2 separate regions of the Homo sapiens genome follow, and region 2 is linked to region 1. A link is a contact called in ENCODE Hi-C or POLR2A ChIA-PET data. All regions are on one chromosome and are shown on one strand. The core of a region is the stretch at or near the end of the contact, and the rest is flanking DNA. Distances in the headings are between cores, read along the strand shown. Region 1 overlaps NUDCD3 (NudC domain containing 3). Region 2 holds the start of LINC00957 (long intergenic non-protein coding RNA 957).

Region 1 (4,237 bases), core at 547-3,046:
TTGCTAAAAGCAACACAAACATTAACTGTATGGCTACTAATGGATCTGAGGACACATGAGATTTGTATATAATTCTTGAGGGCAACTTTCTGTAACTGAATTTAATGACAGAAAAAAGGAAGCCACCAACAATAGAATGATATGCTTCCTTTTAACAGGAAAATTTAACGAGAACAAAACTGATCATACTCTTCAAGTTAATATGGAGTTTTAACATAATATCAATTAAAGTCCCCAAGTGGTATAATACAAAACTTGATCAAGTCACAGTGGAATTCATTTTAAAGAAATCAAACAATATTAAAGAACAGTCTTGAGCCCTTTAGTAGACAATGGAATGGTATATTTAGCCTACAACATTAAAGCAGAGAGAAATTTCTAAAATCTAACATAAAGAAAATCACTGAAGGCAGTATCGATGTGGTAAAATCCCCACACTAAATTCAGTGAATCAACTGATAGAAGAAAAGCAGTGAATAAGAAAATGTGAGGATTTGTAAAACTACAGAAGGATAATATCCAGACTCCCATCAATGAGTAAGTGGAGTTAATGAGTTAACAAAGTAGGAAATAACAACAGTAAATCACTGTGTAGAAAATGTAATCTTTCTATAAATAAAGAAATGCAAAGTAAACTATAAGCTATCATCATAACTGTTTAACTAAAATTTTAAAACATATTTCTTACCTGGTATGACTAAGTACGGCCTGCCCTAGGAAGGAAAGCATATAAGGCCATTATGAACATGCTCTACTGCATTAGCAGGAAGTGGGCAGCTACCACAAGACTCCAAATAGTATGCCAGACTCTACCACGTGCCCTTTTTAAAAACCCACCAGCATATATAATACTTACCAACACCAAAACTAGACTAACCAAGAAAAAAAAAATTTACCACTGACTACATCTGGGGTTTTAAGCCACCTGAGGTTCTAAACCTATTTATGTCACTATTTCCCCCTCAAAAAAATAAACAGCTATCTCAAAAACGTAATATGAAGATATGAATGAAATTAAGATGAAAAGGATAGGATGCTTTAATTTGGGGGGAAAGAAAGAGAAAACAAAAGTTTAAACCCTGGATCCAGTACTAACTCTAACCTATACTAAATTTCACAAATACTATAAAACATTACTCCAAATGAATTAACTCTACACTAGTCAACACTTGGCAAAAACGCTTTTTTGCAAAATCTGCATTAAAGGATTTTAGTTTTCCTCCATTGGAAAATCTTTCATTATTTTTAAAAATGTATTTGAACGGTGTGATAATTCTTTTCTCCTACCACATATCCTAGGTAGTCCTAGACAACAGGCCTAAAAACCCGACGGGTTCAACTCTGCTTATCTCAAAACGCTCCTTCAAGACTATACCCCTCCCAAGGGGATTCTCTGGACACAACTCAAATGCTTTCTTCTATCTCCTTGCCTTCCAGGAATCCCTTCCTCCCTTCTCCTGGCTTCTTCGGCCCTGCACCCATGAAGGCCAGCACAGGCATCACCTTCTCCAGGAAGTATTTCTGACATTCCAGAAAATGGGTCTGGACCCTTCCTCTGCATTCATCACATGGGATTGCAACAGTTTGTCCAAGCTCCCCCTAAACTGTGAGCCCCTTGAGCATCTCCCACTCTATATGTCTGACTGCTAGAACAGAGCCTGAAACATCATAGAAGGTATGCCACATATACATGGGATGGGAGGATAGAAGGGCAAGCTGCATATGAAGAGAAGTCTTCTCTTAAAATCAGTGTGATCTGCAACAGGAAAAGGCTGTCTCCCTGTGGGGGGAGGCACACTCATAAAGACTAAATCATTTCCTGCCTGTTAGGGATGCTATGGGAAGGACAGAAAAGCTACCATGATTGAGTCAGCCGCAGACACATGGTACAATCTGACCTATACCATTGAAAGTGAAGGAGCCTTTGAAGAAGCACCAAAGAGAGAGAGAAAGGAGTCTTTCACCAGCCATGTGACATGCAGAATGGCCACACCTCAGCCATAATGGTTGAAAGGGGGAGGAAACAAAGAAACAGAAAGTTTGGGATCCGGGCCCTAACCCAGACTGTGTGAAAGCTCATTTTCTCAAATGCCAGAAATGCTTCCTAGAGAAGGTGGTGCCTGTGCTGGCCTTCATGGGTGCAGGGCCACAGAAGCCAAGGAGAAGGGAGGAAGGGGTCCTGGAAGGCAAGGAGGTGGACCGTGTAAAAGCTGTCCACAGTTGGGATGGACACAGTTGGGATGGGACAGTGTTCAAGTGCCTGGCTCCGTGGTAAATAAAATCAGGGCTCACATGATTCAGGTGCATAGGCAGGTGGTCCCTGAACCCAGGTAGTCTCCCCAAGAGATGTTCTGAGGCAGTCCACAAATATAGCACATGCAAAGCATATTATCAAACTCAGAGGACTTCCACTGCTCTGAGATAGGAATTATCAGGGACATGTACACACACACTCTCTCTCTCTCTCTCATATATACACACATACAGAAAGAGAAAAAGAAATGCGTATTACCTCTCTATCTTTAAGAATATTTAAGGTAACTTTAGTCAAGGAGCTGGGTACATTTTGCTTACAAACAACATTTCATGAATTGCTATGAAATTTTATAGAAGCCTAATTTCCAGGGCTCGAGTTACAGTTACTGAACAAATGTAACCATAATGTGTGCCACTAGCATCTCAACCACATAATTACCCAGAAAAAATTAACAGATACATAACTTATACTCTAAAATCCCCTAATGACCACATGTTCAGAAAATGTTCCTAAATAGGAAAACACTGACCAATATTATTAGCTTAACTTTTCAGGGAATAAAGACATCATAAAGCAGATTATTCCAACTTTTCAAATATGAATGAAAACAGAAAACTCCTACTTGATCAGCAGCTCTCAAAGGGAGGGTAGGCCCTGCCTCCTGGGAGTTTGGGAGTGTGTGGGCAGCGTTAGGTGTCCTTGGGGCAGTCAATGGGCACTGTCCCCTGCCCTGCATTACCTTCACACATCCCATTAGACATGCAGGTAGACAGAAGCTGTTTAACATTCTTCTGAGCCTGTAACCTAACTCAATTTTAGATAAAAACCCAAATAATTTTTTGCATGCTTTTATTATATCATGAATTTTCCAGGAATACAACATGTCTGATTCTGGCCTTTACTAAAATGTAATTGCCTTTTTGAAAATACTCATCACCAAAGCAACACTGCCTGTGTATTCTGGGTTACCAATCAAGACACAACCAGGCTGTGTGTGTGTGTGTGTGTGTGTGTGTGTGTGTGTGTGTGTGTGTATACACAAAGATACAAAAGATTTATAGTATCTTTTGCATTGTATGAGTGCCCATGGCCCTCATGAGATAGCTGCTGGCACTGAATATATGACACTAAGCGAAGGCTACACATGCAGCCTGGGTGTGTCTTGACCCCGATAGGGTCAGGAGGCAGAGATGCCCAGAAACCCTAGCCCGCTCTAGTTTGTCTTTGTGAGTATCAAGGGACAATGTGGTTAGGGTATAACAATGGAATGACCTCCTGCCCCTCCCCAAAAACACATATGTAACTCCACTCACTTGAACCTAAGTGGCATTGAACCCAGAGAGAAGGAGAGTTGGACACTTGGTTTGGGAGGACAAGCTGGTGACACCCACAGAGGGCACGGAGCCTGCCATCCCTGAGAACTAGCAGCTGACATAGTCCATGCCCAGCCAAGCCACCAACAATGTCTAGAGACCAACTTTGGAAAACTGATGCAGCATCCAGACAGGCTAACAGGAACCTCAAATTTAAAAGTTAATACACAGCTGAGTATCCCCAAACCCTGAGAAAAGGGCAACAAATTCTACACCTAAAGAAGTGATGCTGCAGAACACAGAGTTAGTAAAGACACAAGACTTAAAAACAGGCACAATCAACAGCCTCCAAGTGGTGTGAGAGGATATTACACTCATAAGAATCAACCAGCAATCTTAAACATTAAAAACTGGAATCACTAAATTAAAATAAATAAATAAAAGGTGAGCCCAAGAACAATTGTTATCTCTGGGAGAATACTGGGCTTGAGGGATGATCAAAGGGGTCTTGAGTTTTATCTATTTACAAAAGGAATGTATTTTTACTAAATAAAAAAAAAATCAACGGACATTTTCAAAGAAATATATTTTCTGGATGAAATGGGAATTTAGTACTTCTACAACTTCACAAGCAGTATGAGGGACCAAAAGAATCATTTCCTGGCCG
Region 2 (4,237 bases), core at 814-3,313, 420 kb before region 1:
GAGGACCTGGCCTCTCTGGGGGGCACTCCCAGAAGGCCTCGGAGGTGTGAGCTTTGGGGTAGTGTCTGGACAGCCAGCATTCCCTGGGCTACAAAGTCAATCCAGCCGTGGCCAAGGCTTTGTGACTTTGCATTTATTAATTTTCCAACTTGCTTTTGTAGTCCCAAGCTCTAACAGTCATATCCTGACCGGGCGCAGTGGCTCACACATGTAATCCCAGCATTTTGGGAGGCCGAGGAAGGCGGATCACCTGAGGTTGGGAGTTCGAGACCAGCCTGACAAACATGGAGAAACTCCGTGTCTACTAAAAATACAAAATTAGCCGGGCATGGTGGTGCATGCCTGTAATCCCAGCTACTTGGGAGGCTGAGGCAGGAGAATCGCTTGAACCCGGGAGGCGGAGGTTGCGGTGAGCCAAGATCGCACCATTGCACTCTGGCCGGGGCAACAAAAGTGAAACTCCATCTCAAAAAAAAAAAAAAAAATGGGACCAGAATTAAATAATGCCCATGTAGTCAAATCTTTCAACCCTGGCAAGGAAGATGTATAATAATCATCTGAGTGCTTTGGGAGGCTGGGGCAGGAGGATTGCCTGAGGCCAGGAGTTTGAGAACAGCCTGGGCAGCATAGCAAGACCCCATCTCTGCAAAAAAAAAATGTTAAAGAAAATTAGCTGGGCTTGGTGGCACGTGCCTGTAGTCCCAGCTACTCAGGAGGCTGAGGCAGGAAGATTGCTTGAGCCCAGGAGTTTGAGGCTGCAGTCAGCTATGATCGCACCACTGCACTACAGTCTGGGTGACAGAGCAAGACCCTGTCTCAAAAAATAATTATCATCATCTGAGGGGTCTTTGGTCGGAAGGGGCGGGCCCCTCATCTGGTGGGACCCCTGAGCTGGTTGAGAACAGGGTGGGTGATGAGCTCCTTCACCTACTCCTAGCCTGCTCTCACCTGCCCAGGGCTAGGCTGGGTACTCCTGGAAGATCATCCCCATAGCCTGCATGACTAGGGGCAGGTGTACAGCAAGCAGTCACCAGGTCCATGGAGGAAGTATGTCCTCAGCCCTTCCTGGGAGAAGAGAGCTTGCAGGAGAGGTGACCCATGACTCAGAGAGGGCTGTACAAGGTGATCTTTGAGATCCCCTCCCACACCAAGATTCCATGCTTCTATATTCCTGCCCGTTCCAGGAAGCCTCCCCTGTTTGCCCTAGCCTCCTACTCATCTAGCAGCCCAGGTGATGTACTATCTTTAATAATACCATTTGCCTAAATAGTACTACCTGCCAGGCCCTGGGTCAGGACCCTTAGGGAGATCATCTCATTTAATCCTCAACAACCTGGTAAGGTCGGATCAACTTCCTCCATATTCATTTTTTTTTTTGAGACGGAGTCTTGCTCTGTTGCCCAGGTTGGAGTGCAGTGGCACGATCTCGGCTCACTGCAACTTCTGCCTCCCGGGTTCAAGCGATTCCCGTGCCTCAGGCTCCCGAGTAGCTGGGACTACAGGCACCCACCACCACACCCGGCTGATTTTTTGTATTTTTAGTAGAGACGGGGTTTCTCCATGTTGGCCAGGCTGGTCTCAAACTCCTAACCTCAAGTGATCCACCCGCCTTGGCCTCCCAAAGTCCTGGGATTACAGGCGTGAGCCACCGTGCCCGGCCCTCCTAGGTTCTGACAAGCAGTACAGATGCCACACACCTGGCTTTCTTCTCTGACCCCGGGGGTACCTCAAGTGGGCTCCAAGGAAGGGGACAGGTGCCTCTAAGGTGCCCCACTTGCCGGCCTCTCAGAGCCCCACTTGCCGGCCTCCCTCCTTACCCACCTTGGAGCTGGGCGTCTTCGCGAAGCTGAGGGCCTCGGTAGTGAGGGAGAAGTAGAGCTTCTTGAAGGAGGAGGACATGAGGGGGCCCTTGCCCTTGGTCCTGTGGATGAAGAGTGGCCCCTCCTTCACAGGTGGCGCCTGCAAACTCAGCGTCCGCTGCAGGTCCAGCTCTGCCAGGCCAGGGAGGGAGGGGAATAGAGAGCCCAGGGAATGAGGGCGGGACTGGGGGGGGGGGGCGGAGCAGTGGGCGGGGCCATGGGGCTCAAGGGCTGAGCAAATCTGAACAGCAGGCAGTGGACGTAGTCATGGGGCTCAAGGGCGGAGCAAACATCAACAGCTGGTGGTGAGCGGGGTGACAGGTGGACTGAGGAAGGCAGGGCCATGGGCTTGGAGGCGGGACACGCGTCAGTAGCAGGTGGCGGCGGGGCTATGGAGCTCAAGGATGGAGCAAATGTCAACAGGCACAGATGATGGGAGGTGAGGCCATGGGTCTAGGGGTGGGGCAAACGTCAACAGCAGGCAGTGGGCAGGGTCACAGGAAGCACAAACAGTGGTGCGTGGGTCTATGGCCTGGGGGCCTGGCAAATGTCAACAGCAGGCGGTGGGTGGGGCCACGAGAGGAACAAACAGCGGTGGGTGGGGCCGTGGGGCTCAAGGGCGGAGCAAACGTCAGCAGTAGGCTGTGGGCGGGTCTGTGCAGGGCGGCGCTCACCGTCCTTCTCCTCGATGTCCACGAGCTTGGTGATGAAGTCCTTCAGCTGCGCCACGCCCTGGCGCACGGTGGGCTGCAGCGGCTCCATCCAAGCCTCCTTGGCCCTGGAAGCCGGCGTGTCCATGTTGCCCACGTTCTGGACTGCCTGGAGGTGACAGCAGGAAGGACCAGGTTCTGCTAGGTTAGGGGCCTAGCCACTGCACCCCCTCCCACCCCCCCTCCCCAAGTCTTTGCTACTCAGCTGTAGCGATGGAGGCAGAGGCGACAGAGGCCATGCCCACGGGCCCCCTCCAGCCCCACTAGGGATCAGGGAGGAGAGGATCATGAAGTTTGATGCCTTATGATAACTGAGACCACTTGGGCCTTCCTCTGTAGGTTTAACTGACGCTGCTGCACTGGATACCCCACCCCGGTGCCGGGCACATAGGTGCAGCCTGAGAGTAAGCAGACCTGGGTTGGAAGGTCCCGCGATTCACCACCGACAGGATGGGCGGCCTTGGCAACCCCCGACCCCTCGCAGGCCTGTTCCCTTATCCATGAGATGGAACTCGGACAAGGTGGCCACAGGAAGGCTTTGCAAACTGTGAAGTGCAGTGCCTACGTGGGCGTGCCAGTGGCCTCGCCGGAGCCGGTAGGGAACACTCTGCAGTCCAGGCCAGGGCCCCGGTAGGACACCCAGCTGTGCATCCCGCCCGTGGCCGCAAGGCCCGCACCTTGGCCAACAGGAGCAGGGTGCGGCTGGTGCGGGCGTCCGCGTGGCGCTCCCGCAGGTGGAAGAGCTTGGGCGACATGATGGCGGGAGAGAAGAAGCGCAGGCACAGGAAGCTGGTGACGGCGATGAACGGTACATTCTGGAGGGGTGCGGAAGAGCGCGGGCTGGAGTCCCCCAGACCAGGGCTCCTGGCAGCCCCCTCCCCTTAGGCTCCGTCCCTGACCCTCGCCGGGACACAGCCTCCCTGGTCCTCCCCAGCGCTCCCTGGTTCCCCACCGCTCTTCGCCCGCCCCTCGCCCCAGCCCAGTCCAACCCGGCCCAGCCTAGCCCAGCGGGTGGAGGGCGCACCTCGTGCTGGGCGCCGGGGAAGCGCTCGCGCACGCGCCGGAAGAGCTGGCGGAAGGTGGCGCGCACCACGGCGGGGCACGCGGGAACCGAGCGGCTGAGCGCGCTCAGCAGGGCCCCCAGGTGGGCGCGCAGCGTCTGCGCGCTCTGCTCCAGCACCTCGGCCTCGGTCTGCGGGCGGTGCAGCCCGGAACACCTGCGTGGAACGGGGCGGGTTGGCAGAGGAGGTCACGGTCAGCGCCAGGGCCACGACAGGAACAGTGGCTCTCACAGCAGCCGGGACACGGACACAGGGGACAATACACGGGTGGGCAGAAGCACAAACACACATGCTGACAGGGCCTGATCCCAACCCGCTGCCGCTGCGCCCCGCACCCCCCCGGAGTTACCCCCGGCCTCACCCTACATCCTTAACTTCCACTTTGCTGGGGTCCAGCTCCACGTACTTCTCCTCAAACACCTTGTTGATGATGGGGCCCAGGACGCCGTGCAGGTACTGCATCCCGGCCACCTGGGGACCACCGCAGGTCACATTGATCCTGTCTCCCCCAGTCCCACTCCAGCTGCCCACCTTCTCCCGGCAGCCGCCCTTGCACCGTTTGCCTGCCGTATCCGCCCAGGAGGGGGACAGGTACACAAGCAGGGCA

What was found. Hi-C counts contacts between places; a loop is a spot of excess contacts on that map. ChIA-PET counts read pairs that join two places held with the same protein, here RNA polymerase II (POLR2A). Pooled maps may share reads with other maps.
Region 2: a loop to region 1 is called in a pooled map, with 4 times the contacts of the local background. The contact joins the promoter of LINC00957 here to the enhancer-like site in region 1. A Hi-C loop is called at or near these places in 3 of 168 maps with a recorded cell type or tissue (CD4-positive, alpha-beta memory T cell, mammary epithelial cell and natural killer cell), 1 of 37 single-sample maps with no recorded cell type and 14 of 50 pooled maps. POLR2A ChIA-PET finds 5 or more read pairs at or near these places in 3 of 52 experiments (A549, WTC11 and activated CD8-positive, alpha-beta memory T cell).

Annotation. Positions count from the first base shown.
Region 1 is chr7:44,459,700-44,463,936 of GRCh38, forward strand. All of the region lies in intron 2 of NUDCD3 (NudC domain containing 3), which reads right to left. Among named protein-coding and RNA genes, the nearest start is that of NUDCD3, 29 kb to the right of the region's middle. Within about 2 kb of position 1,797, at least 2 of the 41 ENCODE cell types and tissues checked have a DNase peak (open chromatin) inside an H3K27ac peak, as active enhancers do.
Region 2 is chr7:44,036,986-44,041,222 of GRCh38, forward strand. LINC00957 (long intergenic non-protein coding RNA 957) reads left to right here and starts at 2,064. Exons shown (of 3, transcript NR_072982.1): 1 at 2,064-2,164; 2 at 2,909-3,377. It also overlaps the pseudogene RASA4CP. RefSeq lists silencers at 3,350-3,439, 3,530-3,639.